Linked DNA regions of Homo sapiens: all the other regions are linked to region 1. A link is a loop called in an ENCODE intact Hi-C map of the cell type or tissue named here. Cell type or tissue: endothelial cell of umbilical vein. All regions are shown on one strand.

Evidence for each region. Peaks named below come from ENCODE experiments on the same cell type or tissue, not always from the same donor. Only the 100,000 strongest peaks of a DNase experiment are listed, where the experiment ranks them.
Region 2: it touches region 1 in a loop (2.7-fold over the local background); 36 of 110 quality-filtered maps call a loop at or near these places.
Region 3: a loop joins it to region 1, with 2.9 times the contacts of the local background. A loop is called at or near these places in 23 of 110 quality-filtered maps.
Region 4: it touches region 1 in a loop (4-fold over the local background); 12 of 110 quality-filtered maps call a loop at or near these places.
Region 5: it touches region 1 in a loop (6-fold over the local background); 9 of 110 quality-filtered maps call a loop at or near these places.
Region 6: it touches region 1 in a loop (3-fold over the local background); 18 of 110 quality-filtered maps call a loop at or near these places.
Region 7: a loop joins it to region 1, with 4 times the contacts of the local background. A loop is called at or near these places in 13 of 110 quality-filtered maps.

Annotation. Positions count from the first base shown.
Region 1 is chr7:134,777,038-134,781,037 of GRCh38, reverse strand. It overlaps CALD1 (caldesmon 1), which reads right to left and starts at 1,404. Exons shown (of 15, transcript NM_033138.4): 1 at 1,289-1,404. The region is part of intron 1 of LOC124901750 (a long non-coding RNA gene); the gene reads left to right. In endothelial cell of umbilical vein, no CTCF peak of the experiment used is centred here; DNase peaks (open chromatin) are centred at 1,547, 2,697, 3,137 and 3,297; H3K4me3 peaks cover 1,686 bases; H3K27ac peaks cover 3,532 bases.
Region 2 is chr7:134,939,591-134,943,590 of GRCh38, reverse strand. CALD1 (caldesmon 1) reads right to left here. Exons shown (of 15, transcript NM_033138.4): 7 at 2,354-2,499. Among named protein-coding and RNA genes, the nearest start is that of AGBL3, 45 kb to the left of the region's middle. In endothelial cell of umbilical vein, no CTCF peak of the experiment used is centred here; a DNase peak (open chromatin) is centred at 2,220; H3K27ac peaks cover 1,628 bases.
Region 3 is chr7:134,884,947-134,888,946 of GRCh38, reverse strand. All of the region lies in intron 3 of CALD1 (caldesmon 1), which reads right to left. Among named protein-coding and RNA genes, the nearest start is that of AGBL3, 100 kb to the left of the region's middle. In endothelial cell of umbilical vein, no CTCF peak of the experiment used is centred here; a DNase peak (open chromatin) is centred at 2,356; H3K27ac peaks cover 1,629 bases.
Region 4 is chr7:134,869,185-134,873,184 of GRCh38, reverse strand. The region is part of intron 3 of CALD1 (caldesmon 1); the gene reads right to left. Among named protein-coding and RNA genes, the nearest start is that of CALD1, 92 kb to the right of the region's middle. In endothelial cell of umbilical vein, no CTCF peak of the experiment used is centred here; a DNase peak (open chromatin) is centred at 2,194.
Region 5 is chr7:134,630,699-134,634,698 of GRCh38, reverse strand. The region is part of intron 1 of LOC124901750 (a long non-coding RNA gene); the gene reads left to right. Among named protein-coding and RNA genes, the nearest start is that of BPGM, 14 kb to the left of the region's middle. In endothelial cell of umbilical vein, a CTCF peak has its summit at 1,593 (motif pointing left); DNase peaks (open chromatin) are centred at 1,538 and 3,668; H3K27ac peaks cover 1,809 bases.
Region 6 is chr7:134,841,546-134,845,545 of GRCh38, reverse strand. CALD1 (caldesmon 1) reads right to left here. Exons shown (of 15, transcript NM_033138.4): 2 at 1,575-1,662. It overlaps LOC124901750 (a long non-coding RNA gene), which reads left to right and starts at 1,662. Exons shown (of 2, transcript XR_007060537.1): 1 at 1,662-4,000. RefSeq lists an enhancer at 1-541. In endothelial cell of umbilical vein, no CTCF peak of the experiment used is centred here; a DNase peak (open chromatin) is centred at 2,475; H3K27ac peaks cover 1,589 bases.
Region 7 is chr7:134,718,547-134,722,546 of GRCh38, reverse strand. The region is part of intron 1 of LOC124901750 (a long non-coding RNA gene); the gene reads left to right. It also overlaps a transcript of CALD1 not described here. Among named protein-coding and RNA genes, the nearest start is that of CALD1, 59 kb to the left of the region's middle. In endothelial cell of umbilical vein, no CTCF peak of the experiment used is centred here; a DNase peak (open chromatin) is centred at 2,176; H3K27ac peaks cover 1,522 bases.

The DNA.
Region 1 (4,000 bases):
AAGAAAATTATCCCCAAACTTCTAAATACAAAGAGAAAACTTTATTTAATGAATCTCAACCCCAAACTACCGCATTGCATGGAATAAAATCCAGTTGAATCAGTCATTTGCAGCTGGTAGTCTTTAATAGCCAGCACTACTAAAAAATCATCAGATTTACCCTGCTTGCCATATAGCATCTAGTCTTCACTCAGGTTCTAGCTGTATATGTCTGGTTTTGACAAACACATTAGAAGGATTTTCAGTTTACAAGTCCATCTGCATAGTCCTGTTAATAGAAGGCATCTATAAATATCAAGCACTTTGTTCTCATCCACTTTTTTTGACCATGTATTGCCACAGCACTAAAATTCCCCCACCCCTTGCCATCAGCTCTTTCTAAAAGGAATTCCAGGCTACTACCAACTAGCTGCCTTGTACTACTGTTTCAGACACCCAAATATGTCTATCTAGATATAAAAGCCTGCCTCCTTCCTTTCTGAAACACATTGCCAATCGACATCTCTTTAGATTCTCTAGACACACTCAGGCACACTTTCAAACAGAAAAAAAGATTTCTTAAAAAATAGTTTGGTAGGACGTTAAATGTGCTTTCTAAAAAAACACACCCACTAGCGCATGCATTCTCTTGTTATTAGGTTTTATAGGAAACAGACCAGCCTAGGCATCTTCTGTCTTAGCAAATATCCCATCAGTGACATTAACCCAACCAGTGCTAGGTGCTAGTGATCTCTCCATCTCTGACCGTATTTCCTTGCAACTCTGGAAGTCTAGTTTTAAATACTGGCAGCAGACTATAACGCAAAAGCCTTTGGTTAAAAAAATCATTCCCTTTTGGCTTCTCATCAACCTAAAGGATTGTTGATTTTGTTTTTAAAGCAAAACCTCTTCAAATCTTTGGCAATAAAAGATGCAGAAGAGACTGTGTGAGCAGTCTGGTGCAGTAGGCTTGCTAACACTGGCCTTTGGATATCAGGTATAATCTCATATGGCTGTCCTAAACAAAAGGCTATCCTAATCAAAGTTGCCAGTGTTCCCTAAATGTAAGTCTCTATATGGTCACTCTTCTTGTCCCAATTCTAAAAACAAAACTGGAAATCTCATCCTGTTTGCCTTCCGGGAATATCCGTATGGCAGTGAAGCCCAGTCAGGCTCGGGAGTTTGCATGGTTTATTGCCTTGAACATTCTTGCATCTCCAGCTACCTTAGCCAGGAATGTTGACTGAAAGCCGGAGAAAGTCCCCAGATTCTCTCTAGAAGATAAAAAAGAAAGCCTTCTGTGCCTTACCTTGTAGTCTGAAACTTCTTCCCGAGGACTAAGTCGGAAAGGAAGGACTGATTTCTTTAAGCAGGAGCACAGCCAGAGAGCAAGCAGGCGGGCAGGCAGGCAGCCGAATACACACTGCTCTATTCAATAAAACTCCAGACCGCCCTTCCTTGGCCCCTCCCAGAAGTCCATGCTAAGTGAACACATATCCCCTATGTTTACAGTCGGGAGGCGGTGGTATGCATTGTCCTGTCGTTTTTCTAATAGGCAGCCAATGACGACACCCCAGCCAAGGTGGATGCAGCCTGCCTGTGGAGATGCCTGTCATTCCCTAGGCATGCTCAGGAAATCACTCATCAGAAAACCCAAGACCTAAAAAGCTCTGAAACTGCGTGCACGCTGCCAAAACCAGCCTGCTCCATGCCCTTTTTTGGTTATCCTTAGCAGGGCCTCTGGAAGTGAATCCATTGTCAGGAACAATCATAAGAAATGTTAATCTTGGAGAAAGAGGCTGTCTTGTAGAACACAAATGCAGCAATAAAAAGAAAGCACAGTCTCTGAAACAAAAAGTTAACAGATCAGTTTATTGGGCGTGGGGGTGGGGAAGGCTTCTTACCAGAGGGAGTCTTAATAGTATATTTCTTTTCAAAGTACTTGCACATACAAAATGAGTTTAAATTGTTATGCAATTCTAAAACCTGAAGGAGACAGGACCCGGGTCTGCTGAGCAGACTAAATTCTAGCCTGAAAGAGGCACACCTCCCCAAAATACGTCTGCATGTGTTATAAAAATAAGTGACCAAAGGGAAACCAAAAGCGTAGGTCTTTTTTAGCAGGTAATACTGGCCAGAATAAACCTAAGGTCCTACAGGCTTGGATATCCTCACTGGCTTCACTTTCCTCTCCTTATCTCTTTTGTTTCCTCAGATTTGGTGATGTGGAGATAGTACTAGAAATTCCTAGAAATTGATGCACATCAGAGAGGGTATGAAGAGACCCACCACCTGCTTTGGGCTGGGGTAGACAGATGCATATATCCCGCAGAGGTGACATAATGTTCAGGTGACGTCTTGAAAGTGCTCCGACCAACTCTTCATGGTTAGGATGTGTGCTATAAGAGGGTCAGAATTAGTAGATGCTAATGAGAATTAAGGTAACTGGCCCACACATAGTCTTGTCCTTTTCAATACAGAATTCACTCAATTAGTACTTAATTAAAATTGAAATCCCCTTTTTTTGGAGCACTTACTATTTGTCAGGCCTGGGGATAGGTGCAAGATCTATGTCTCATTGTTATATGTTTGAGACTGTTTCATCACTGACCAAGAAGTTTCACAATATTTTTCCTGGCTAATTACAAGTCCAGATACTGGTCTTTAAAAATGGGAGGTTTTACTATATGCCTTTCCCTGTTTATGAAGATGTGACTTAGAAATGATCTCTGTTTACGAAAATGTCCCTGCCCTTTGTGCCTCTTTTAGAACAGTTGGGAAGTAGCCAGTTCGCACTGTTGGTTTCCTTCTTCAGCCTTCCAGCATTAACAAGTTACCCAGAGGCATCCATATCAACTCTCTACACTCATCTCTTTTTTGGGAAGGTTGCTTCCCTCCCCTCTTCCTGACTGCTACTGCTGCACAGCCCAAAAAACTATAGCTGAGGCTCCCAGGCAGAGGGAGAGATGAGCCTCAGGCATCCCAAGAGGAATGCACTTTCCCAGAGAAAAGAATAAATAATGGTTGGTGGGAATCATACAGTCAATGTTGCATTTCAGGTACACTGTGGCACAAGCAGGCATTTGTGGAACACCACTGTTTATAAAATTGTTCCTGTGGGAAAATGTCTTCTGATCCCAGATAAATGATTTAGAAATAAATTTTCGGAACACGGCCAGTTTTGCTGATGGGGACATCCCATATCTGACAGGAAGGAAAGATAGAATAATACTACATAGTCTGGTAAACTGCTGGGCTTGAACATATTGTAGGGCAGACATCAGGAGTTCAGAAAACAGCTGCAATTGGTGATGTCTGTGCAAAGATATGACCTGTGTCCAGAGACGTTCCGGGTGCATGATCTCCAGGTGGTATTCTCCATAACTCAGTGAGGCCTGTTTGAAAGTGCTATTTTCCATTACCGCTGCTGCTTATATCCTAAACCACACTCTCCCTGCTTGTATAAATAATGCCCTTTGGTGGAACAGCATCAGGGTATAATTTTGCAATCTATGAATAAAATAAATACCAGCTTTCCAGAGGAAAGAAAAGTTGTGCTACAAATGGGGAAAATATTATCAACAGGAAACACGGCAGGGACCTGCATTTTGCCTGGTTTTTAGAAGATAAATGGCTAAATATTTTTGGGTTATGTCTTTTGATAAAAAAAATAGTATGTTTCCATAGATAAATTCTGGATATCTCATATATAGGGTATAGTAGATGAGTGACCACACAACCTATTTTATGTATTTGAAATACACTTATCATGGAGGAACTATATAGTTGAAGAATAATTTAACAAATTTCATGTAGTGTGTACCATGATATTGAAAAATTCTTCTTTCTTTGTCCTTTTACTTTTTTTAAACAATCAAGAATTTAAAAAAGAAAGGAAGGGGGAAAAAAAAAGATACATGTTGCTGAATCTCTGCCATGGGAAATTTTACTTTCATAGTATTTACTTTTTCCAGAGGCCATTTGTAAACAGCCCTAAAAATACACGAGATTTATATAGGAA
Region 2 (4,000 bases), 160 kb before region 1:
AAATCAAAAAACCATTTTGCACTTTCTATAAAACCCTTGGTATAATTTGCATCGCTATATCTTGCTCATTGAATTGAGATTTTTATGTCATGTTTTAGAGAAAACGAGTTACAAGAAAATGCAGATATCAAAGGGAACAGTAATTAAATCACACATAAGCAGCTATGCTCAAAACAGGAGCAAAAGTTTTGTTCACACCACCTCTGCCTATGTGCATGACCTCAGCATTAGGGTGCCACTTAATGTGGAAATCGTTCCATAAAGTTCTTTCTCCCCGCACCCCACCCCCACCACCCTACCCCCGTCCTTGGCTTCCTTAGGTGTAAGTCAAGATGAGTATCAGGCCTTTGACCATTAAGAACACAGCTTGTTTTCAGTGAAGCTGGTAGGTACTAAACTTACCTAAATAGAGGCTAGGCGGATACTCTCTTCCTCTCTCCTCATTTTATATGTATATGGAGCAAAACTATACTTCTCTACTTCAATCAGCGTGAACTTCTAATTGAAACTAAAACTCACATACGTTGGTGGCTAAACAAAAATAAATAATATGGTAGCAGCTTGTTCCTGTATTTTTTTTTCCTGCCCAAAATAGAAAAATTAAGGCCAGAGTCACACGTAAGTGTTCTTAGCACTTAACTTGTCACCATCTCTTGTGACTATTCCTTTCTTCGAATTACCCAGCTTTTTGGATTTCTACACAATAGGCATGTTAATTATTAATTTGAGCTTTGAAGCTTGTTGGCAAGTTTGCTAATTGTTAAACAGACTTTTTTCTACTGACAGATTTTCTTAAACGTTATTTCTCTTAACAAAAAACTTATACCTTAAAAGAACCTTATGTTTACAAGACATCTTTTAAACTATTAAAAAATAGTAATATTAGGTAATATTCATTGAACACTTTTCATGAACCTAACACTATTCTAGGGCTTTAAAACATTAAACTACAGACACTTCAGCAAGTTTTAGACTCAACTTACCAACCTGAATCAACTCGCTTTGTAGATTTTCTATGAATGTTCAATAAACTTAATTTTCACATCTATTCTCTTGGCAATCCCAAGTAATATCTATAGATTCTACCTTTCTTACACCTTCATCATTTTATTTAGATCTTTTATGTACACCTTTTCTTCTGTGAGCTTTAGGTTCTCCTTTGGATAAATATGAATAGGTTTCTGCTTAAATTTACGTACAAAAAAATTGTTTTGGGGCAACCGTATTTATCCATCTTAGCCTCTTGGATGAGACTGAAATATCCATCCCTAGTAGCTCCGCCTGCTTTTGAATATTACAAAGGCTTTGGTGTGAGGAGCATGTCAGATTTCTCCCTCAAACCTGCTTGATGACTTTCTTATTTGAAGTGTTCAGAAAAACAGGGTCACTAGGCAAGCCTGCAGCCAAGGAACAAGCCCGGGGAAATCCACATTGCAGGGACCCAAGACTCCTCTCCGGCACATCTGGCACAGCAACCAGTGACAAAACAGAGGTTGGAATTTGGCCCCAGTGGTTGGAGAGAGTGTTTTGTGGGGAAGGAGCACAGGAATCACGTAGCCAGCCCAGTGTCTGCACCTCAAGTTCTTCTACAAAATTGGTAGAGAGCTCTCAGGATTCGACTGTATTTAGAAATGAGGATTTACCTGAATATACTGGTCTCGTCTGTCTGATAATCAGTTGCCCAGATTTTCAGTTTGATGGGGTAAGGGATTATGTTGAGGGGAAAGCTCAAGCTATACAAGAGAGTTTTTCCAAACTGTATAAAATAGAGCAGTAGGTCCATACCTCTCACTCCCTCTTAGAGACTTCCAATGAAAATGAACATGAAGGGCTCTCAAAGTCATGTGGTAAAGAAATCTGAGGAATTTAGCTTAATCCAGTGTTTCCCAAGTATTTCGCCACAAAACAATCTTAGTCTTATGCAATATTTATTTACAACCTTTAGAAAATGCATTCTTGAAAATGGTACTGAGAAAGGTCTCTTAGGAAGGTGGTCAGACCATATAGAGAATCATTGAATGACATGAATCCCAGTTATAATGTTTTCTAATACACTAATCTCACAAAAGGTCAGTGAACAAAAACATGGATGCCAAGCATGATCTGCCTTTCAAAATAATGGGAAAAGCAGACTAAGCCCTGTCTGAGCGATGACTGCTGGTCTTCTGTTAGTGATATAAGAACTGGACCTGCTGACTGAGTATCTCTAAGACAATGGCTAATGACCTCACAACAAAAGCATGCTGCCTGCTTAGCACGTTTCTGTCTGGAAGCACAGGATGGGAAGACTGACTTTTTTTTTTTTTTCTTTGCATGTGAACACAGTTTCTATTAACTAGTTGCTACTTCTTACCTGAAAGTATTCTCAGTATGTTTAAGTTTGTGGGTCATGAATTCTCCATTCTGCGACTTAACTTCTGTAAATCCCTTCTTTCGATCCATGAAGCTCTTAACTTCTTCTTTGGGTTCTTTGTCCTTTTTAATCTTTTCATCTTTGATCTAACCAACAGTACATATCAGGAAGAAACAGAACAAGAAAAATCTTATTAGGTTTTGGTTGGTATCATCAAGTAAGACCCAAAATTGTTAGGAAGGCAGAAAACTCAGAAAGAAACCACTCAGATGTGGTAGAGTTGGAATCAGGTGAAATTCTTAGAGAATGAGCTATGGTCCTTTAGCCTGTGAACAAACACCTTTACCACAATTTTAAGAAGGTAAGATCATCCCTGATCTCACTGAGGTTTTTATTTTCAAGAGCAGTGGTAGTACTATTGTTTGGAAACCACTAAGTTCTGGGAACTTCATGTAAAAGTAGCTGTTTGCAGTTCCCACTGGGAAGAGCAATTATTAGGATGGCTTTGATGGAAGAATGACCACGTTGCTTAGACAGGTTTCTTCCTGGATGGTGAGAGAATCTGTGAGAGAGACACAAATGGGAAAGAAAGAAAAGGAAACCTATCAGTTTAGCTAGATCTGCCAAACCAACTCTGGCGAAGACCAGTATTTTAATCAACTGAGTAAATTATGTCCCAAGGATGGGACATTTACTAACCCTACCTTTAGTAGGAGGATCCAAAGATATGTGGGGTCTGTGAGAACATGTCTGTAGTCATCTAAACCATTAAAGTTAGAATGGAATAGGAAAAATTCCAGGGTTTACCTTGATTTCCATTGTCAATAAAAATTTAGTTCTCTGGAAGTAGTTTTGTGGTTGTGGTGGGAGACATAGGAAGATGATATATGGAGGGCAGGTGTTAGCTTTCATATTTTGTGCGTTTTGTGTTTCTTTCAGTAAGTGAGACAGATTATTTAAAAGTATACTGAATTTACATAGCTTTTTGTGGGGGAGGGGGTAAAGGAATTCAAATCACTTCACTTATATCATCTCATCCATTCTTAAAAGATGAGTGTGAAAACAGGTGAGGTGCATTCACGATGGTTCTTTTCAAGACAGTTACAAACCATGAGCATTCTAAAGAAATCCAGAGGAAAGGTAGGCCATAAGAACTCAGGACTTTAGGTGTTGTGGCCTAGGAGGTTCTATCCTGACCTGATCACTCACCTCTTCTCACCTATTCTTCAGATACTCTGTGAAGATTTACTCCTAAAGTGCATTTTTTTTTTTAAGAGACAGAGTCTTGCTCTGTTGCCCAGGCTGGAGTGCAGTGGTGCGATCTCAGCTCACTGCAGCTTCCACCTCCCGGGTTCAAGGGATTCTCCCGCCTTAGCATCCTGAGTAGCTGGGATTACAGGCATGCAACACCACACCCAGATAATTTTTGTATTTTTTAGTAGAGAATGGGTTTCACCTTGTTGGCCAGGCTGGTCTCAAACTCCTGACCTCAAGTGATCTGCCCACCTCGGCCTCCCAAAGTGCTGGGATTACAGGTGTGAGCCACTGCACCTGGCCTAAAGTGCATGTTTTACAAAGCAGAGCACAGTTTTTTGCTCTTTATTGATAAGTTTTAAGTCATTTGATTGTCTTCTTTGGGTATTATCT
Region 3 (4,000 bases), 110 kb before region 1:
AGGAGAGCAAGAATTTAGTAGTCTTCCACTCATGTGCAGAATCCATGTACAGAAAGTGTGCTAATTGCCAGCTGTACACAGGATGTCCACCAGGCTATTTCCCTAATTGCCAAAAGAGGGAAAGGGAAACAGCGCGCACCCTCCTTTGTTATTAGGGGCATGCATTTGGGAAGCAGCTGTCTGTCTTCAGTTTGTGATAGTAAAACCCAGTGGTGTTATAGCTCATGCTACCTGGTAGGGTACTGACATGGGAAGAGTGAAGAGAGAAGTGAGTCTTGGACCTGGTTCAGACACTCTCTGGGAAGAGGAAGAACACAAAGGCCAATGAAAGACAGGCAACGCGGGAAGACGCATAGAGATAACAAGTGAATCATGAGCTGAGAGCAGGGCTGGGCTAGGCAAGTGCTTCCAAGAGTCCTCTGAGACCTGGTGCCTGGGGCTGGAGAGGCAAGGTAAGAGGATTGAGAAATAACAATCTAAAGGTTATTTGTGCACAGTGTTCTGGTCCTGCAGAGACCTACAGGCCTGTGTGCTTTCACTGCATAGCAGAGAATGGTACCCAGTGTCCAGCTGCCAGAACTGGTGTCTCTGAGAAGTGAACTAATGACTATTCATTGGCACCATGAACAAGTGGGCCAGTCATCCTTCAGCAAGATAATAGGTATCATGAATTTGATGATGCTTCAGGACTCTTACTAGGAAAAATGAAAGTCTGGGCCATTCTGAGATTACTCATAGTATCCTTTGTTTCTGGACACTTTATTGTTTAATTTTTCATCAAAGAGATTCTGGGCTGGGAAGGTTTGAGGGAGGTCAGACTGTAATAGAAAGGAACAGCTCCCACCACAGGGTGGTCCTTTATTAAGAAAATATGATTTTTTAAAAATAACTTTACTTCATGGAGGTGGGAGACCGGACCACAAGATCTGTTCCAGACTTTAGAGTCTGCAGCAGTTGTTTAAGAACAGCTTCTACCTTGAAACAATTCCCTAGGGAAGAGAGGTATGTGGGAAGTGCTGTGCATATGCCCTAATGCGCTTATGACACACATGCACACACATACACACACATACAGACACACATGCACACACAGGCACACACACATACACGAATGCATGCATATGCACACATGCACACACATACACATGCGCACACATACACATGCACACACATACACACGCAGGCACATAGAGACACACATGCACACACAGGCAAACACATATACGCATGCATGCATATGCACACATGCACATACACATACACACACATGCATGCATACGCACACATGCACACACATACAGACATGCATGTACACACAGGCACACACATATACACGCATGCATGCATACGCACACATGCACACACATAACATGCACAGAGCCATTCACTTACTATGGAAACACATAAACCTAAGGGAAATCTACCACTAGGGAGGCAACAGTTCGAGTAGTACAAAGGGGACGTTTGAAAAGGCTGTTGGAGATAAATTTTCTTATGAAGAAATTCATAGGCTCTGTACTCTTAGAACTAGGCAAAAAATCTTGCCTAGACAGCTGTTCCCCCACCCCAAGGTGAACAGGAATGTAGGTAAAGGAGTTTACATATTCAAAGGCAGCATCTCTTTCCTCCTTTCTGTTGGCCTCTCATAGTTTTCCCCTCATAGACGACGGCATCTCCCATCCCCTGCCCCTGCCATGGCGTTGAACGTGTTCACTTAAACTATATTGCTCTGTCATGTCCTGTGATCTTGAATGCAGGAGCTGCTGTGGAAAAATCACAGTTTACTCCTCATCCTAGTCTTCCAGTGGTTCTTCACCAGCGTCTTCATGGCCTGTGCTGATACACGTTTCTTAATTATTCTTTGCCTCATCTGTCTCTAGGCCTGTAATAGGGGCTTGGGTTGTGACACTGTCTTATTGCCCTTATAATGGTGAGCATGTAGTTTTATTTTGTCCCAGCACATTCCTTTTTGCTTTGCTTCGCGTAGCACTATTGGAATGTTTACTACAAGCAAGTCATTGCACTAAGTGCTGTGGGGGATGCAAAGATAAGAAGGGCAGTCCTAAAGGGAGATAAGACATGTATACAAAAATTCTATTATAAGACAGAAAGTGAACAGTACTCTGAAAGCAGTAGAGCTAAAGAACTATACTTCAGTAGGTGACATCCTGTGATCAAGGTCCCAGTGTTTAATCACTCTCACGCTCAATTTATCCTGTTATCGAACTAGATTTCCTGTTGCTGAAATAGAAACCTACTTATCTCTAGGAGGGCCACAGGTATTAAGTCATCCTTTAGTCTCGTCTTTTCTAGGCTAGACGCCAATGCCTATTTTCCATCCTTTTAATATCAGCCTGACTATAACAACTCTTCAAACGGGAAACCAAAATTGGACATAATAAAAGCTGACCAAGGCCTGGCTGAAGTCCCAGTGCTTCCTGCCACGTTCCTGTTAACACATCCTAACATCATTTTCACATTGATAATAGCATCTCTTAGAGAGATCATTCATTCAGTTTTGTGCTATATCCAGGGTTTTTGCTTTTTCTTTTTTCTTCTCCAAATGAATTGCTTTGTAAGTCCTATGCCCACTCTTACTCCTTTTGCTTCTCTGAATTCTAGTGGTTCTTTAAGAACCAGTTCCAGGCCTTACCTCTATGAAGTCTTCCTGGATTTGACTTTATTTCTTTCTAATTTATCTTGTTAGGGAGAGAGAGACCAGAAAGCTTGAGCCCACTCTTGTTTGCATGTTATTTGGGAAATAATTATGTTGCAATGTATGAGTCAGCTCCTCCAGCCAACTTGCTGTGAGACTCCCTGTTTCTGTTTAAACTGTCTTGCACCAATTACTTAGGCCGACTCTCTAAGCTCTTTTTAAAATCCAGGGTTTTTTAAACAACTGGACTATTTTCTTTTCCTGAAAAGTTTCTATCTGAAAAGGATCATGCCTCTAACTCCTTTCTGCCCTCCAACTTGAAACATATCTTTAAAACAATAAACGGTGCTTGGAAATAGCAGGGCTCTAACAATTTCTTGAATGAATGGTGGCTGGTGCACATCTACAAAATTCTGGTTCTGGTCTCGGTGAAAACGATAATAATAATACCTGCTTTATATAATTCTAGGAAAGAAGTGTGTACATGAAGAATGTGATTTCTACCCATAAGAAACTGAATCTAGGCCATAGTGATATATTTTAGAATGTAGATTTGTTGTTCATAGGTACAGGTTGTGAAGGAAATTATTATAAGGACTCAGGAGATAATTCTAGTGCAGAAGAAAAGGTCAAATCTTCAAAGGAAGCATATTAGTTCCTAAGCCACAGAATTCTCAGTGTGTACCACTCTTGTTCAAAGTGTCTAAATATTTCCACAATCATAAATTTATTTGTGGGTGTCCACCTTTTGCATCTGGATATTAAATTTACACATGGCTTTTATAGCTGGAATGAAATCCAGATTTTTTTCCAGTGATACCATATAAAGTCTTAAAAAATATTGATTTCCTTCTTTTTGGGGGGTGGTCAGACCTGGATGAAAGCATATTGCTCCTATTGCTAGAGAAATAATCCATTATGTGTTTCAGATACTTTAGGTGTTGTGCTTATTATTTACATTATATAATAACACTTTATTAGGTTCTGTTATATTTTGTAATAACCTCTGACTGGGATCAGCACTTGATTATGATCTACAGATAGAAATAAACGTATGGTGCCGGGTGTCGGGGCTCACACCTGTAATCCCAGCACTTTGGGAGGCAGAGGCAGGAGGATCACCTGAGGTCAGGAGTTACAGACCAGACTGGCCAACATAGTGAAACCCCGTCTCTGTTAAAAGTACAAAAGTTAGCCTGGCATGGTGGTGTGCGCCTGTAACCCCTCCAGAGGCTGAGGCATGAGAATCGCTTGAACCTGGGAGGTGGAGGCTGCAGTGAGCCGAGATCACACCAGTGTACTCTAGCCTGGGTGACAGAATGAGACTCTGTCTCAAAAAAATAA
Region 4 (4,000 bases), 92 kb before region 1:
TGTTTGTTTTTGCTCTGTCGCCCAGCTTGTAGTGCAGTGGCATGATCGTGGCTCACTGCAACCTCTGCCTCCCAGGTTCAAGTGATTCTCCTGCCTCAGCTTCCCGAGTAGCTGGGATTACAGGCACCAGCCACTATGCCCAGCGAATTTTTTTTTGTATTTTTAGTAGAGACAGGGTTTCACCATGTTGGCCAGGCTGGTTTCGAACTCCTGGCCTCAAGTGATCTGCCTGCCTTGGCCTCCCAAAATGCTGGGATTACGGGAGTGAGCCATTGCATCCGGCCAGAATGTATCTATTTAACTTTTTACTCCCCTGAGATTGGTGGAGAATAATAAACAGCAAAACTAAATTTTTATCTGTTTGTTCAAATGAGTAATTGCTTTTAAAATACAGTTTAATTTGAGATGTGAGCAAATAGTGCCTTTTGCTTAGAAACAATGCATTAAGGATTTTCACTGATTACTGCTCATTCCATTCTGCCTACTGAATTTTTTTTCTCCCTCTTTTGGTCACGATTGCTCTAAAGTTACTAATACCCTTAGAATAGGAGCTTAGTGACTACTGGGATACTGTCCCTACTGGTGACCACTGATTCCTATGGTTCGGTATAGTATCTTGCATTTTGTAGGTATTCAGCATCTGTATTTCTTTTTATGACAAAATGAAGTACTTCCTTCCTTTTTGCCAAATCTAAAGACCTTATCTCAAGAACTCAGAGTGAGAAAGCCAAATGGAAGACAAGGAAGGACGAGGTAATGGCATAAAAGTTGCACAGGCTAAGGGGCAAGACAAAGAAGGAAGTTTTTTTTTTTTTTTTTTTTTTTTTGAGACCGAGTCTCACTCCGTCACTTAGGCTGGGGTGCAGTGGCGTAATCTCGGCTCACTGCACCCTCTGCCTCCCAGGTTCAAGCGATTCTCCTTACCTCAGCCTCCAGAGTAGCTGGGATTACAGGCACCCACCACCATGCCTAGCTACTTTTTGTATTTTTAGTACAGACGGGGTTTCTCCATGTTGGCCAGGGTGGTCTCGAACTCCTGACCACCCACCTCAGCCTCCCAGAGTGCTGGGATTACAGGCGTGAGCCACTGCGCCCAGCTGGAAGAACGTTTTTGATGCACTACGTTTGCAGTCGAGGTTATTTGAAATGAACTGGGCTAAAACCCTTAGAAGGAGATATGTGGACGACAGAGTCTCAGGACAGCTCGGATGCAGTGAATAAATGCCAGTCCTAAGCACATGCAAGCCAGCATGGCACAAAGCCTTCAATTAGCTTGCAAAATAGTCTTTGAAAAGGTCTGTTTCTGAAGAATAAAATGTGTAAAAATTCGCTTTATTTTAATCTGTGGTTATAACACCGGGTAAAAGTACAAGTTTTAAATTATTTATCATTTCAAAGTAAAACTGCATCTGGCAATCAGACTCAATACTAATTAAATAAAAATAACAGGGTATTTTTATTTGAAAAGCTTTTATGGGTAAGGAAAGTCAATGGACTTTCTCTTCTCTGTAGTATACCCCATCCCCCACACTGTCTGCAGGGGTCAGGTGTACAAAGGCTGTGGGTCATCTCTAATAAGTATGAACCCATACGGGGTACATGTTATGTTTGAGGATACAAAAGTATAATTTCTTGATCTTTTTTTCATTTTAGATAGGTTGTAAAGCACTAAGCACACACTTCCCAACACTGTTACTCTGTGGGTCTATTCTCAGTACCCAAAATAGAGCTTGTAGTGGAATAGATGCCCAGTAAAAATGTGTTGAGAGTAAGTAAATGAATCTGCAGCTCTGAGCCTTGGAGCCACTCTATTTCCAGTAGTTGGTAACTGCCCTCCAGATCAGGGATGAAATCTTTCTTTTAGTTCCCTAAATTCAAAGAGAAGTTAAGTCTTCTCCCATCTGGGCTCAGGTATACTGCATAGGGCCATAGAATTATTTTTTTTCAAAACAGAAAATTGCCTTCATTTTTATTTGGCTTTAAATAAAGTAACATATGATCGTAGTAAAGAAAAATCAATAATACCAAAAGCGAGAAAAAAATTAAAGTGACCACCAATACCCCAGAGAAAATGGCTAGTCTTATTTTAGAGGAGGAAGCCAAGGTCTGGAGCTAAAGGAAGAGGGACTTGCTCAGGGTCTCATGTGCTCTTTGTCTTCAGATCAAAACCATGATTTTAGATGGCCTTGATTTCAGCTTCTGGCCACCTGTTTCCTGCACACACCCTGCACTTTCCCACCAGAGCTGGCTGAACCATGAAGCCTGACTTTCACTATTCCCATAAATGATCAGATTTTACAAAATCCTGAAGGGTGGTCATGGGCTTACCAAATCTCAGAATAGCAGAACTAGAAGGCTCACCTTGAAACATGGAAAGGTAAACTTAGTACAAGTATAAGGAATTATGTAAGTACTACTCTTAAGAAGAAAGAAAGAGCGAGAGAGAGAGAGAGAGAGGAAGGAAGGAAATGAATGGAAGCAAGAAAGAAAGGAAGGAAAGAAGAAATAAAAAACAGAAAAGAAAACAATATAATATCCCAAAAGAAGTAATACAGACAGAAATATAAATTAAACAAGGTTAGGATTAATTTGTGTAAGTTTATTTTAGGTTATTCAGGGTACATAACTAAGACTTACTGTGTACATTCCTTTTACATCTGACATTAAAAGAAGAGAAATTCTTCCACACAAAACAAAAAAGTCAAAGGAACGAACCACGTAGCCGTGCGGTCAATTCTTAAGCAAAGTCCTGAACCTGAAGAAACTGGGTTTATTCACTCTAATGACAGTATGGCTCTAACCACAGCACTTTAGTTCTGTCACACCTCTGTCAATGATTCCCTGACCCCCTGTTCACGTGGAAAGGAAAGAAGCTGACAATGGCAATCTAGCCTGATGCCCAGTGTCTACATCCTCAGTCCTGAGCCTCTCTAGCCACAACTCTATCAGGTCTGCCCCTACACCCTGGCCTGTCTGCTTCCTGATTCTGTTACACTTTGGTTTCCTAGCATGCTGTGAGGTATATAAAGGCAAGAACCATGTCTACTTCTTTACCACCATTATTTTTCCCATCCTGGCACACTTAAACCTGGTTAGTGCTTAATAAATAGTTGTTGGATGAAGATATTTTGTAGACTATCATGAGAACCTGAGGTGAAATAACACAGCATTGGAAGGAATAAGAGGTGTGGTTCACTGAGCCCGGCCACTGCCCGCAAGACTTCCATGTCCACCATGTCCACTCAACATTGGGCCTCATACTCTCCCTGGTTCTCCCCCATCTCCCTGGTACGTTGTCTTCTTTGATGGCTTCCATTATACCTTGATGACCGCTCACTTTTTCTACACTTGCTTTTTTGGGAATATCCCCTCAGCTTTTGTACTAGCACCACCATACTGTGTCTGCCCAAATTTATTACTCTAATAATAATTTCTCTCCCTTTTTGAACAAAGAGTGAAATTTCCTATCTCCACATGCCTGCAGGAAATCCCCTTTTGGATGTGGTTTCTACCTGAAATTAAACACTGCTCCTCTCTGACGATTCAAGAAGGAAATCCTCCATTTAGGACAAAGCAGAGACTTTCCTTCCAGCTCCTCAGATGTATATTCTTTGGAACCGTCTATAAGTTCTTTGCTCTCCTAAAAGGTTTGCTAATTCTCCCTCTGTAAAGACTCTCATATTTGATCTTTCTTCATTTCCATACTCACTGACCTGATTCAGGCCCTCATTACCATACTATCTCTTCCAGTGCTGGTATCCCCATATTCTAGTCCACTGTAGATAAGTTTCTCCAGCATAGTGTCATCGCACATAACTCCCTTGTTAAGTCTCTGTCTATTCCTTGTATGGCAAATAGGAACAGCCAAGATATACCAGTCCAATCCATTTTCCCTTAAACACTCAACAGGTTTCTTGCACCAGGATTCTTATTTCCACTTCTGCACTTTTGCCGGTGTCATTCCTTCACCTAGACAGGCTCCGTTTCCCTCTTCATTGCC
Region 5 (4,000 bases), 150 kb after region 1:
ACCCATGTTGTTCTAGGGTACACTGTATTTATTTTGCTGCTCTGATTGTTCCAGGTTTGGCAATTAGGAGCTCCTTAGTGATTGGCTGCTGTGTTTTTGTTTGTTTTTGTTTCGTGGAGCATTTTCTTACTCTCTGGCACTACAAGATATTCCAAGATCATCTTGTTTATTACTTGCCCTAGCCCTGGAATCAGCTATTTCTCCAAGGAAGCTGGTTCCTTTTATTGCAGAATGGTGTTTGAAAACCAAAATCTGAGCATTAGGTGTGAAATTGGCTAAAATTTCTGACAATTTCATGTTGGTGAGAATGCAAAGTAATAAGCTCATAGGAATTGGTAAAACTAATTTGGAAAACAATTCGGCATTAGCTGTAAAGTTGTAGGTAAGTACACTTCATGAACCAGTAATTTCATTCCTAGGTGAATACCTTGGAGAAAGTTTGGCATATGTACAGCAAGAGTCATATACAGCTTTGTTTATGATAGCACAAAACTGAAAATCACCCAAAAGCCCAGTAGTAAGAGAACAGATGAATAAAATGGAGTACTGTAAGCTGTGAAAATGAATGAACCACAGCTATACACATCAACACGGATAAATCTCAGATACATAATTTTGAGCAAAAAAAAAAAAAGAGAGAGAATGATTTCATTTACATAAAGTCCAACAATATGCAAATAAATAATGTATATATTTGTAGGGATGCATAAGTGATAAGATGATACAACTAGAACGAAAAGGAAAATTATTACAAAATCCAGGTTACAGGTTGGGTATGGTGTGCAGTTGGGCTTCAGAGATACTGGTAATATTTCTTAGCTGAATGGTGGGTTAATCACATTCATTTTATTTAGATCATATATATGTGTGGAATATTGCATAATGAAGAAGGAAGTGAAGAAAAAGTAGGGGGGAGCTAGGGGAAAGGAAAGAAAATATAAAGAGGGAAGCAAGAAAAGAAGGGCAGGAAGGACACAGGAAGGGAGAGAAGGAGGGAAAGAGAACCAAAAGAGCACTCCTGTATGTGCTGTGGTCTTCGGATCCGGTGAAGTTCAGATTGTGACACCAAATATATGTGTGTCTTTAGATGAGCCACTAAACTCTAATAAGCCTCAGTTTTCACACCAGTTAAATTGGAACAACGTGCTCTGGCCTGTGTAGTTCACACTGTTATTGTGAAGATAAAATGGAATATTTACATCTATTATATTTATACCTATTATATCTATATAATAGCACTTCAAAAAGTGTCCTACAATGTAAAGCAAAAAGAAAAGTAATACATCAAGTTATCATCTTGATTCCTAATGCCAGATATGGTGTATCTCGATATTTACATGTAATTTCATATTCAGTGACTATTTAACTTACATCCCAGTCCTTTCTCAACTAAAATATAAAGAAGAAAGCAGACATTTTGCTATGCCTTTCACAAAGGTTAGTTTGCTCTTCTGACAAAATTTATAGAAGAGCAGCTTACCGAAAACATTCTGAACTCTCAGGCTGTGGAACCTGAGGTATTTGCTCGTTCTGGAAGGGTAATGTTGGTCTGCTCTCTGGTGGTCAGAGAAGAAAGCACATATGAAGGGGTTGTCAATCCGGTCTCAGTTTAAAAAAATACATTAATAATCAAGATAGCAGCTACCATAATTTATTATGTGCCAGGTTCTGTGCTAACTACTTAGTTCTCATTATCTCGTTTAGTCCTCACAACAACCCTGAAAGATATACTACATCACATTAGCCTCATATTTTTAGGTGAGAATTTAGGGTCACAGAGATTTGAATTAAATGGCCCATGGTCACCAAGTGAGTGATGGACAGATTGCCTCCTCAGAGGTGTCTGTGGCCAAAAGCCCACACTCAGCATCCACCTCAAATGTCTATTGGACAACTGAGATCTCCTTAGAGATCTTAACATCTTGTGGTACTTTAATTGTCTCATTGTCCCTCTTCTTTACTTGGAATAATCATCTTCCCTGTATTTTGACCAGACCCCAAACTGGCTACTTCTAGCCTCCAACTTCTCTAATTACTGACTCTTTATCTTTTGCTTGCTTTATCTTCTATTCTATTAATTAAATTAATTAATTGATTCTTTTATATTATGTAAATAAATAGTATTTACACCATATAGTATTTACACAATAGAATATTTAATATTTAGCTATTCTTTAATTTCTGAAATAAAAACCTACTTGGGCACAGTATATTTTCTAAATATACTGTTAGATTCAATTGTTACATGTTTTATTCAGGATTTCTTATCTATTTTTATTTGAGAGCCTGGTCTGTAATTTTCAATGACTGTTAGATTGTAATTCTAGGTTATTCTAACCTTGTGAGATGAATTGCAAAAGTTCCTGGTTTTGATGCTTTGACATAATTTGGATATCATGGAAATGATCTACACTCTGAATGTCTGATAGGGTTTTTTTTGCATAGTCATTCAAGCTTAGAGATGTTTTATAGGGTAGATCTTTTCATATGCTGTTCACCACCTCACCTTTTCCCTGACCTCTGCTGCTAGCTGGTCTATTCCTGTTTCTTATCTCTTCTTGAATCAATTTTGTTAATTTGTGTTTTCTGTATAATCAGCCATTTCATCTAGATTTTCAAGTTTATGGCACCAAAATTTTATGTTGTATTTTCTTATAATTTTAAAATATCTGTTTTCATTGTACTTATAACCCTTTTGCTATTCAGGTTGCCATCCTTTCTTATTGACTGCAGTAACCTCCTGACTGGTCTCCCCACATCCACTACTTTTCTCTGTGTATCTACCTCATCTTTTATCATTCCTTGCTGAATCCATCTATAGTCAAATAGAGCTATAAGATCTTAACTGCAAACCCACACATCAGAGAAAGCTATTGAAGTAGCAAGGTGGTTGTAGTCTCTTGCTAGCAGATCTGTACTACAAATCACAGCTGGGAGCTGTGGGACAGAGTCCTGTGCCCATTCTTGGGTATCCAGAGTTGTCATTATGTCACTTTCATCTCTAGCTTTTCACACACACACACACCCACACAGACACATATGTACACTTGCCCTTCACTGCTCCCTGCTGTACCCAGCCTAGCTGCATCTATCCAATATACCCTGCCTCCATAGCTCACCTCTGTTACTGGAGGAAGTGAGGAGGTGCTGTATAGGTTATCTTGGAAAAAACAAGTACAACACCTGATGACCAAATGGGAGTCCACAGTGCTACAAGCAAACCTTCAACCATGTGACAACCTTCACTAAACAAACCACTAAAGAAACTCCAATCCAGTTCTACTCAGGCCCACTCTGAAGGGAGGTGGATAAATCCAGAGATAGCAGTCAAATCTTGACTGCTTTAAAACTACCCCCAAATCAGCAAAACATATCCACCTTTTAGAATTTCAGACCCCAGCCTGACTCACCTCATGCATGTACACCTCTCTTTTTTCTCTTAACCTCTTTCATCACATATTTACCATTTATAGCTCTTAGACACCATGACTTTGATGTACAAATCAGCTCTTTCTTGGCCTCTAGCTAGAGCTGCTTTTCATGTTTAATCCTGAGCAGTATTCATCCTTAGCAACTGAGGAAGTTGAGCTGTATACATACACAATGACTGTGTCCTTACAGTATGAATTATTTTTTTAAACATACAATTGAGGATGTATAGTCATAGAGAATGTGCTTCTTTCAACAAACAGGTTATGTATGAAGTAATCAGTAAAGAAGAAAACAATTGAATCCAAATAGAGTATTTTTTCTCCTTCTTTGTGGTATGCAATGCCATATACTTGAATAATTGATATTGACTCAGTTCAGTGGTGTAGTGTGATATAATACGCAAGCATGGCCTGGAGTCAGGAGACTTTAGTCTACTCCTATGATCTGTTACAGTGGCTGTGTGACCTCAGGATAAGTCTACACGACCTTGACAATCATTTTAGCATAGTAGTTTTGGATCCCCAAAAGTGCATAGGTGCTTATTCTTTGATGAATAAGCAATATGAAA
Region 6 (4,000 bases), 65 kb before region 1:
GGAAAGGCCACCTTAACTGGGGCATGCTTGTGCTATTTACTATTTCCTACCTCTGGGAGAAAGGTAACTCTCCTGCTATTAGTCAATCACACCTTTCTTTCAATTTTTCTCCTCAGCCTTAACTTATTTCTACCTGTCTTGGGGGGCAGGAAGTGAGGAGAAAGCATCTTTAATACTCATCATTTGGAGACAGTCTTAAAGCAAATAAATTGCAGGTTCAGAGGCTGCATCTAATCCTCTTTCCATTCATTCATTCATTCATTTAATAAATATTACAAAATGTCTACTGTATACAAAACCTCCTCTAGTGCTATGAGAGATGTAAAAGGCACACTCTCTGATTTCAGAATTTATAGAATGTCATAGGGAAATGAGAGCTGTACCCAAATGATTATAATACACTCTAAGAACTGCAGATGCTCTGAGAGTAATGTAATCGCTAAAAGAGTTCAGGAGGGGAGAAACAGAGGGAAGCCCACGTGCAATAAACAAAAAGTCAGCATATTAGAGAGGGAAAATGATGGTGGCAGCATTATGGGCTGAATGGTATTTCCCCCAAATTCATACGTTGAAATCCTAACTTTCAGGATCTCAGAATGTAACCGCATTTGGAGATGAGTTCTTCAAAGAGTGATTAAGTTAAAATGAGGTCTTTAGGGTGGGCCTAATCCAATATGACTGGTGTTTTTACAAGAAGAGGAAATTTGGGCACAGAGAGAAAGACACCAGACAGGTGTGTGCCCGGAGAGAGGACCACGTGAAGACACAGGGAGAAGGTGGCCATCTGCAAGGAGGGCCTCGAGAAATCCACCATGCCAACACTTTGATCTCAGACTTCTACCCTCCAGAATGGTGAGAAAAGAAATCTCTGTTGTTTAAGCCACCCAGTCTGTGGATTTTCACTATGGTAGCCTGAGAAAACTTGCATGGGGGCAACAGATAGAATTTTGAAACAACAATTGCCTGAGTGGTGTGCTGAACTCCTGAAGAACTTTTCTACCTACTGGAGCCAAGCTCAGCAAAACTGTGAATGAGTGAAATGCCCTTTGGTTTCTCCATCCTCTAAAGTGGAAATCCCCTCTTTCACCTCCCTAGGTGGTCCTTGTTCTGGTAGAAGTTTTCCTCCCAGGTGAGAGAGATTTGTTGAAAGTGAGGGGTACTTAGCACTCCTGAGATCACCAGTGTTTGCACAAAGGTGAGCTTATTCACCTTGGAAGGCTGACTCATGTTGTCTTTATTGATTCAAGTCACTAGCATTTTTCACAGGAAGTGAAGACTTCATGATTGATCCAGGACTGTTTTGTGAAAGATATTACATTGCAGGAAACATTTAAAAATAAAGCAAAAAAAAAAAATCAGATTACAAAACAGGATAAAAGACTTGATAGATCCTTCAAAACTTGATAGATTCTAACTGATTAATTAACTGGCAAGTAAAGTAGGAGGGCCACAGCAGAAAAACTGGTTTCTCACAGTGCATCTTCAGATGTAAGAATTTAGAATATCAGGCACAGAGGCTGTGTAATTCCTAAGAGCAGAGCCCAAAGTATTAATAAAACATAAACTTTACTCACAGGTCAGCAATCAGATGTCTGAGCCTTCTGGTTGGTCACCAATCCCTGTGGAATTTGATTTGATGATCTTGAAATGTTCCAATGATACCTGGAATAAAAGGAGGATGGAAACATAATTCAGTTGAATGAATTTTAGCTAATACAGACTATATATTTTCAAATATCATTTCTTCCTCAAGTACTGTTGTTAGTTAGAATCTAAAGGGAGAAGTAAGGCAGGGGTAGAAATAGCTATTGTGCATTTGCATTTTAAGGAAAATACAGTTATCGCAAAGTCCATCCATTTATTCTGAATAAATTATTCTGGAGAAGGAGGTATAGTTAAGACAAACCCAGGGATAGTATCTAATTGCCAAGTTTCTTTTTCACTGCTCCCAATCCCCTCAGTAATTTTATTTCAAAATTTGAGAATGAATAAAGGGAAACTGAAGGAAGAAAATGTTATAAGTGGAAAACTTTTTTGGTCTGTAGTGTCTATGTATGTCCATGAACTACCTTGTTAGTGAGACAAAGACAGAAAGGCTTTCAAGAGAAAACATAAAATGAATGGCAGAGTCACTAACAGTGGAGTTTGTCTTCAGATAATCTCTTTCCTTTCTATTTTCAGATTTAGGGTCTAAGGGCCAGAGAGTTGCTAAAGCTCTTACTCCCTGTTTAAGATCTTTCTCTCCCATCAGTTACCTCGCAACTTCAAATAGACGCCCGGGTGAACCATTCCTCCCTTGAGCCCTTTAAGCCATAGCTTTTAATGCAGTGCCCGACACACAGATGCTGGCTGCCCTGGCTCAGAAGCAGTTGCCAAAGGTCTCTGCAGGGAAAGCTGAGTCTAGACCGGAGGTAGTAAGGAAGGAAAAGGCCCAAGATGAAGGAAGACGGGAAGGGAGCTGGGCCCTGTTAGGCAAATGAGCCTGTCTTCCTCCCCGAGTCCCCATTGCAGCCAGTGGCAAACAGCCAGGCACTAGTTATTGCTCCTTTGATTTAACCATCTCCTCGGGCATGGGGAGAAATGAGTTTTATATGAAAACATTTACTATAGGAGAACCAAGGTGTAATAAAAAGAAAGAAGTAATTTCTTCCCTCTTGATCAGATTTCTAGTCCCCTAAGAATAGTGATTTTCTTAGAACCCCCAGGAAACCTCTAGCTAAAGTCATTCAGTAGCATGAAAAACTGTAACTAGCACCTTTCTAGATTAAACAAATAGAAAAACATTGCTAGCATATATTTACAGGAGATGGTTAATATCCTAATTTAAAATTTCTACTGCAAGTATTCTCAGAAAGATGGCATTTTCCAAATGGATACTAAGAGCAGAGGGTGAGATGATAACTTATTTCAACAGAGAATCATTGCAAAGGTTAAATTAGGGATCCTTTACAAAAATAAATAATTGTAAATAACTAACAAGAAGACCCAGATTTTCATTAATTTAAAATTTTATCTTACATGGTTGAATTAGGGTCTCTGATTTCAACATTACCATTTTTATAAAACAATTCCTCTGTGACTTTTTCATAATATGATTTGCTTTCATTATGGAAATAATAATAATAACTATTGTTTGTTAAGTATTTTTCAGTGGTAGGCCCTGTGCTAAGCACATTGCACACATTATTTCATTTGATGACTGTAACAACCTTGTAAAATACATATTCTTATCTTAGGATAAGCACTGAGAAGTTTCTTGGCTGAAGTCATTTGCCTGAATTCACCCAGCTAGTGGTGAGGCCAGTATTCAAAGCCAGGGCCTGACCCACCATGCTGGGTGTATTTGGTGGATACAGGAGCCCACTTGCTTGTTCACTGAGTGAGTCCTCTGCTTCAGGACACAGCACAAGGTGATGTACAAGGGCTCTGCTTCCATGGAGCTTATACTCTGCTGGAGTTCAGACACCATACATTTCTGATAGTGAGTGAGCAAATAAAAAACAGCAGGATGTAAAGAGGTCCACTGAGGGTCCCTGGAGGTTGGATGGTGAGGGATAGTCTCTCTGAAAAGGAGACATCTAGGCTAAAAACACATTTCTAGGAAGAAGCCCCCCCATGTAAAGATCTGAAGGAAGCATGTTCCAGGCAGAGCCCTTGAGAAGCCTGGTGTGAGGCTTTTATGAGATGGCTGTGTGCTCTGGGATCATGAAACTTCCAAGTTACTCAGTCCATGTGGGATTCAGGCTCATATGTCTGTTCGTAGAGTACACAATGCTGAAAGATGTGCTGGACACAGGGTCTTACCAAAAAACGATCCCCACAGGGCTGCCTTTGCTGGAAAGCATGAGGATCTGTCCCTGCCCAGAGATGAAAGTGCCAAAGAAGCACATGATCACCTTTGTATCCAGTGCCCAGAGGGATGGAGGTTCCCCACTCCCTTTTTTGCTAGGTAGACTTCAAGAGAGCTGTGTTCTACAGGCTTGCACGAGCTCCTTTCATA
Region 7 (4,000 bases), 58 kb after region 1:
GGGGAGGCTGAGGCAGGAGAATCGCTTGAACCTGGGAGGCAGAGGGTGCAGTGAGCTGAGATTGTGCCACTGCACTCCAGCCTGGGCGACAGAGGAAGATTCCATCTCAGAAACAAACAAACAAACAAATAAATAAATAAATAAATAAATAAACAAAATCGAACTACTGCAGAATGCACAGCACAAAGTTGGAAAGATGAGAACACTAAAATCAAAAGATTAGAAGAAGAAGAAAAGAGAAAAGAGAATGGTGAAAGGGTAAGAGAGGAAAAAAGTGGCAAAGAGAAGAGAAACTTGGCCGGAGGAAAGGAACAATAGAAGAGAGGGAATCTGCTCCAAAGTCATCTTTGTGGCTATTGACTCCTGGTGAGCTTTAAATTTGAACACGACCTGTGAATAACCGGCAAGGTGTCTGTGCACAAATCATACAGTAAAGACTTCCACGTGTTAGGATCCAGCCATTCTAGGATATTCACTTAACTAGAATGTTTTAGCTGTGCTCTAGCTTTAAGAAAGAGAAAAACCATCAGAGGAAAAAGCTACAGTCAGGGAATGAAAAGAAAAACCCCACCATAGATCTTCAGGGTAGAGTCACACTTGCTTAGAGCCAAACGGAAACCCCATCACAAAGTATTGAGACTGCGTTCCATAAATTACACAGCACGAGCTACCCCACTACTATCAAGTCTTACCTATGTGATGAAAAATATTCTTCAAGTACTGACTCCAAATCTGATAGGATATTGTGGTTACCATATGTTGATCATTTACCAGTATTCCTACAGCAATAATGTTGCAAGGAATACCATCATCTCCATTGATGGAGATGGAGACACTACCGCCAAGAAGGGTGGAATAACTGGCCTGAGGTCACACAGCTAGTCACTGGGATTGGCTGTAGACCCCCTCGGTCTTTCCCCTAAACCACATCCACCCTTCACCCCCCCACCTCCCCTAAACACACACAGCCATGGGGTTGTATTTTTTGCTATAGTAGAACAGTAAACCCAGTAAACTGTTCTACTATAGCAGTAGAAACCAGCAGTAGAACAGTAGAAACTGTTCTACTATAGTAGAAACCCAGGAATTCTAAGTTTTTTAATCCACAAAGGCTGAAACAAAATCATGCCTTGTGCTCAATTCATAGAATTGCAGAATTCCAAGGCTGGCAGGACTCCAGGGTCATGAAGTACCCCATCCTTTTTTTTTTTTTTTTTGCAGATGACTTAAACCAGGCTCAGTGAGTTGAAAGGCCCAAAGTCACTGCAGTTAATCAGAAAATTAAATTAACTGAAAATCGCCGTTCTTGAAAATATCCTATTCCCAGGCATTTTCTTGCACCCCTAAGGGGAACATTCTTCTCTTCCAGAGGGCTGCTCCACTGCTCTTGCCACAACTGTGGGGGACACAGGGAGGCCACAGAGCCTCCTGTTCCAGCGGCCTATAGCGAATATCAGGAACAGCCCCAGGCTGTTGGGCTACAGGTAGGGAGAAGATTCAGAGGGTCTGTTAGGCAGACCACAGCTTTGCTAAGAAGTTACATGGCAAACACCAAATCACCAGTTCTCAACTCTTTGTTTGATGCTATTACTTTTATAATCTATGGTTCCCTTTAAATCTAGTGTAATATGACAAGCTTATAATTCAAAACACATTTGTACAAAATGTAAAATACACACTGTACAAGCCCATGAATATAAGACACAATGTTCCCTTCAGGCCTCCTACTGAAAGCAGACAACACTTCTTCAAATCATCTGACATTTCTTGTCTGCTAGCTTGAAGACCCTTCATTCCCCACTCTCTGTTGTTTTCCTATTGACCAACTGCTACATTTCATGTGGGTCCTCTTGCTCATGTATGAGTGCATGTTAAGCGTTTGTTTTCCTTTAGGACAGACATTCCCTGCTGTGTTTTTCCTGGATTTGGACTATTTTTACTATTTACTTTATGTTGCCATGGAGATGGGGAGATCACAGATGTTAAGCGTTGGAATCTGGGGCCACAGGAGACATTTATCATTGTACTTTGTATGAAGTAGGCTCTTGTTCCCCATTTCTGCAAAGCCTCATGTTTATTTTATAAAGAAGTTACTAATGAGGACTCAGGCCTAATAAATAATGGGAAACTCTGCTTCACCTCCATGGCACATGCTTATTACAACAGCGATCTTATTAGGAAGGAAGGTAGAGCTCCTGAACACACAGAGATTAGCAGCCGTCAGTTTTTTCCTCTGCAGGAAATAGAAGGATGCATCAGAACAAGGGGCCCATTCATCATTCTTTCCCAGCTCCTTGAAGAAGAGAAACTTTCCCAAATTATTTCAACTATGCTCTGCAAGGAAAAAAAAAAAAAAAAAAAAGAGGAGGGCTAACCAGAGTGCCACTGTCGTCACTAACAAATGTTTGCTGATTACTGGTGAACAAAGGGTGAGTCTGACTTCAGCAAAATACAGTGGGTGAAGTTTACAAAGGCTACATTCTAAAAAATACTAAACATAGGTGCTGAAAGCATACACGCTAACCAAAGCGGGGGTTAAGAAACCCAGCTTTTATTCTTTTGAAGGATCTGTGTAGCTCAAAGTACAACTGAGTTGAAACAGAGATACAAACAAGAAAACAAACACTCACTGCGGGCATCTTTGGCGATTGATGTGAACATTTCGGGGGCATCTTTGGTGATTGATGTGAACATTTCGGGATTTGAACATTTTGGCTTTTGAACAGGTAACTCTCAAAATTCATTCCCTTAAGACTCAACCAAGGTAACTTTTGGCTTCTGTCACCTTGTCCAAACCAGATTGGGGTCCTTAAAAGCTCTTTTTTGCACACACACAAGGCCGTTGACGTCCAAGCAAAACAAAATGGACAAACACATATCGGACAATGGCCATTGATGGGCCCAGCTACACTCTTCCTGTGCTTGGAGAAATCTCTCCTATCCCCCCTCGCAAACTACCGGTTTCTTTCCCTGGACGCTGTTCTCTGCCTGCTCTTTCTAGGAGACAATGATGACTGCCCCATTTCCCTGGACTCTAGCCCTTTGCCTGATTGGTACTTTATTTAGATTGGCTGTTTGGCTCTTCCTAGGCTTCACCCTGGGTGCTCTGCTACTTTTTACAGGTCTACACCAAGTTCCTCTGGCGAGCCTCATAACCCTGTTCTGCTCCCAACTCTTGTTGTAGGGACCCCAGCCCTCTATTTGCCCTGTAAAGTTATTTGGACATATTTTTTTATCCCTTTTTGTCTCTCCTCTTTCTATTTTTTTCTTCCTTATTTATTCTTCACTTCTCCCTTTCCTTCTTCTCTGAAGCTTAAATTTTCTCTTTAAACAATCATTTTTCCGTTCCCAGTGACCTTCATAATTTGGTCTGAAAGTTAATATTTCTGTAGCTAAAATGTTTTAAGAGGCAATAGTGGCAGAAAGAACATTGGACTAGCTTCAGACCTTAGTTCTAACATTTGTGAGCTGTAGGATATTGGGGAAAATAATGTCCTTATACCTCAGTTTCTTCATTTGCAAAATGGAGATAATACTCTATAGTGTACACAGTAGTCATGAGGCTAGCATGGGTGAGAACCACTGATAGGTTCCCAGTAAAAGGTAATTATTTCATTCAACTTGACTCAAAAATTTATTTGGCAAGTGTTATTCATCTAGGTATGACATCTAAGCAATAGTGACAATATTTTGGGGAAATAAAAACTCCAGAAACAGTTGTCAAGAACTGCTAAGGGTCTTAGATTTTACCCTTCTTGAAAACTAGCAACCAGTATAAGACATGAGACTTCTGGGTCAGAGACAAAGAATTTTATTATTCACAACAACAGCAGTAGCCAACGTCTTCTGATTGCAACAGAAATTTGTACAGTAATTTACTCTAATTTTAAAACAGCTGAGGCCAGGTTTTATGCATTTTTAATGCATAACAAGCCTTTTATAAATCATCTGTATTTTACTACTTGTCTCTGCTCCCATCTCAGATACATCATTATATGAA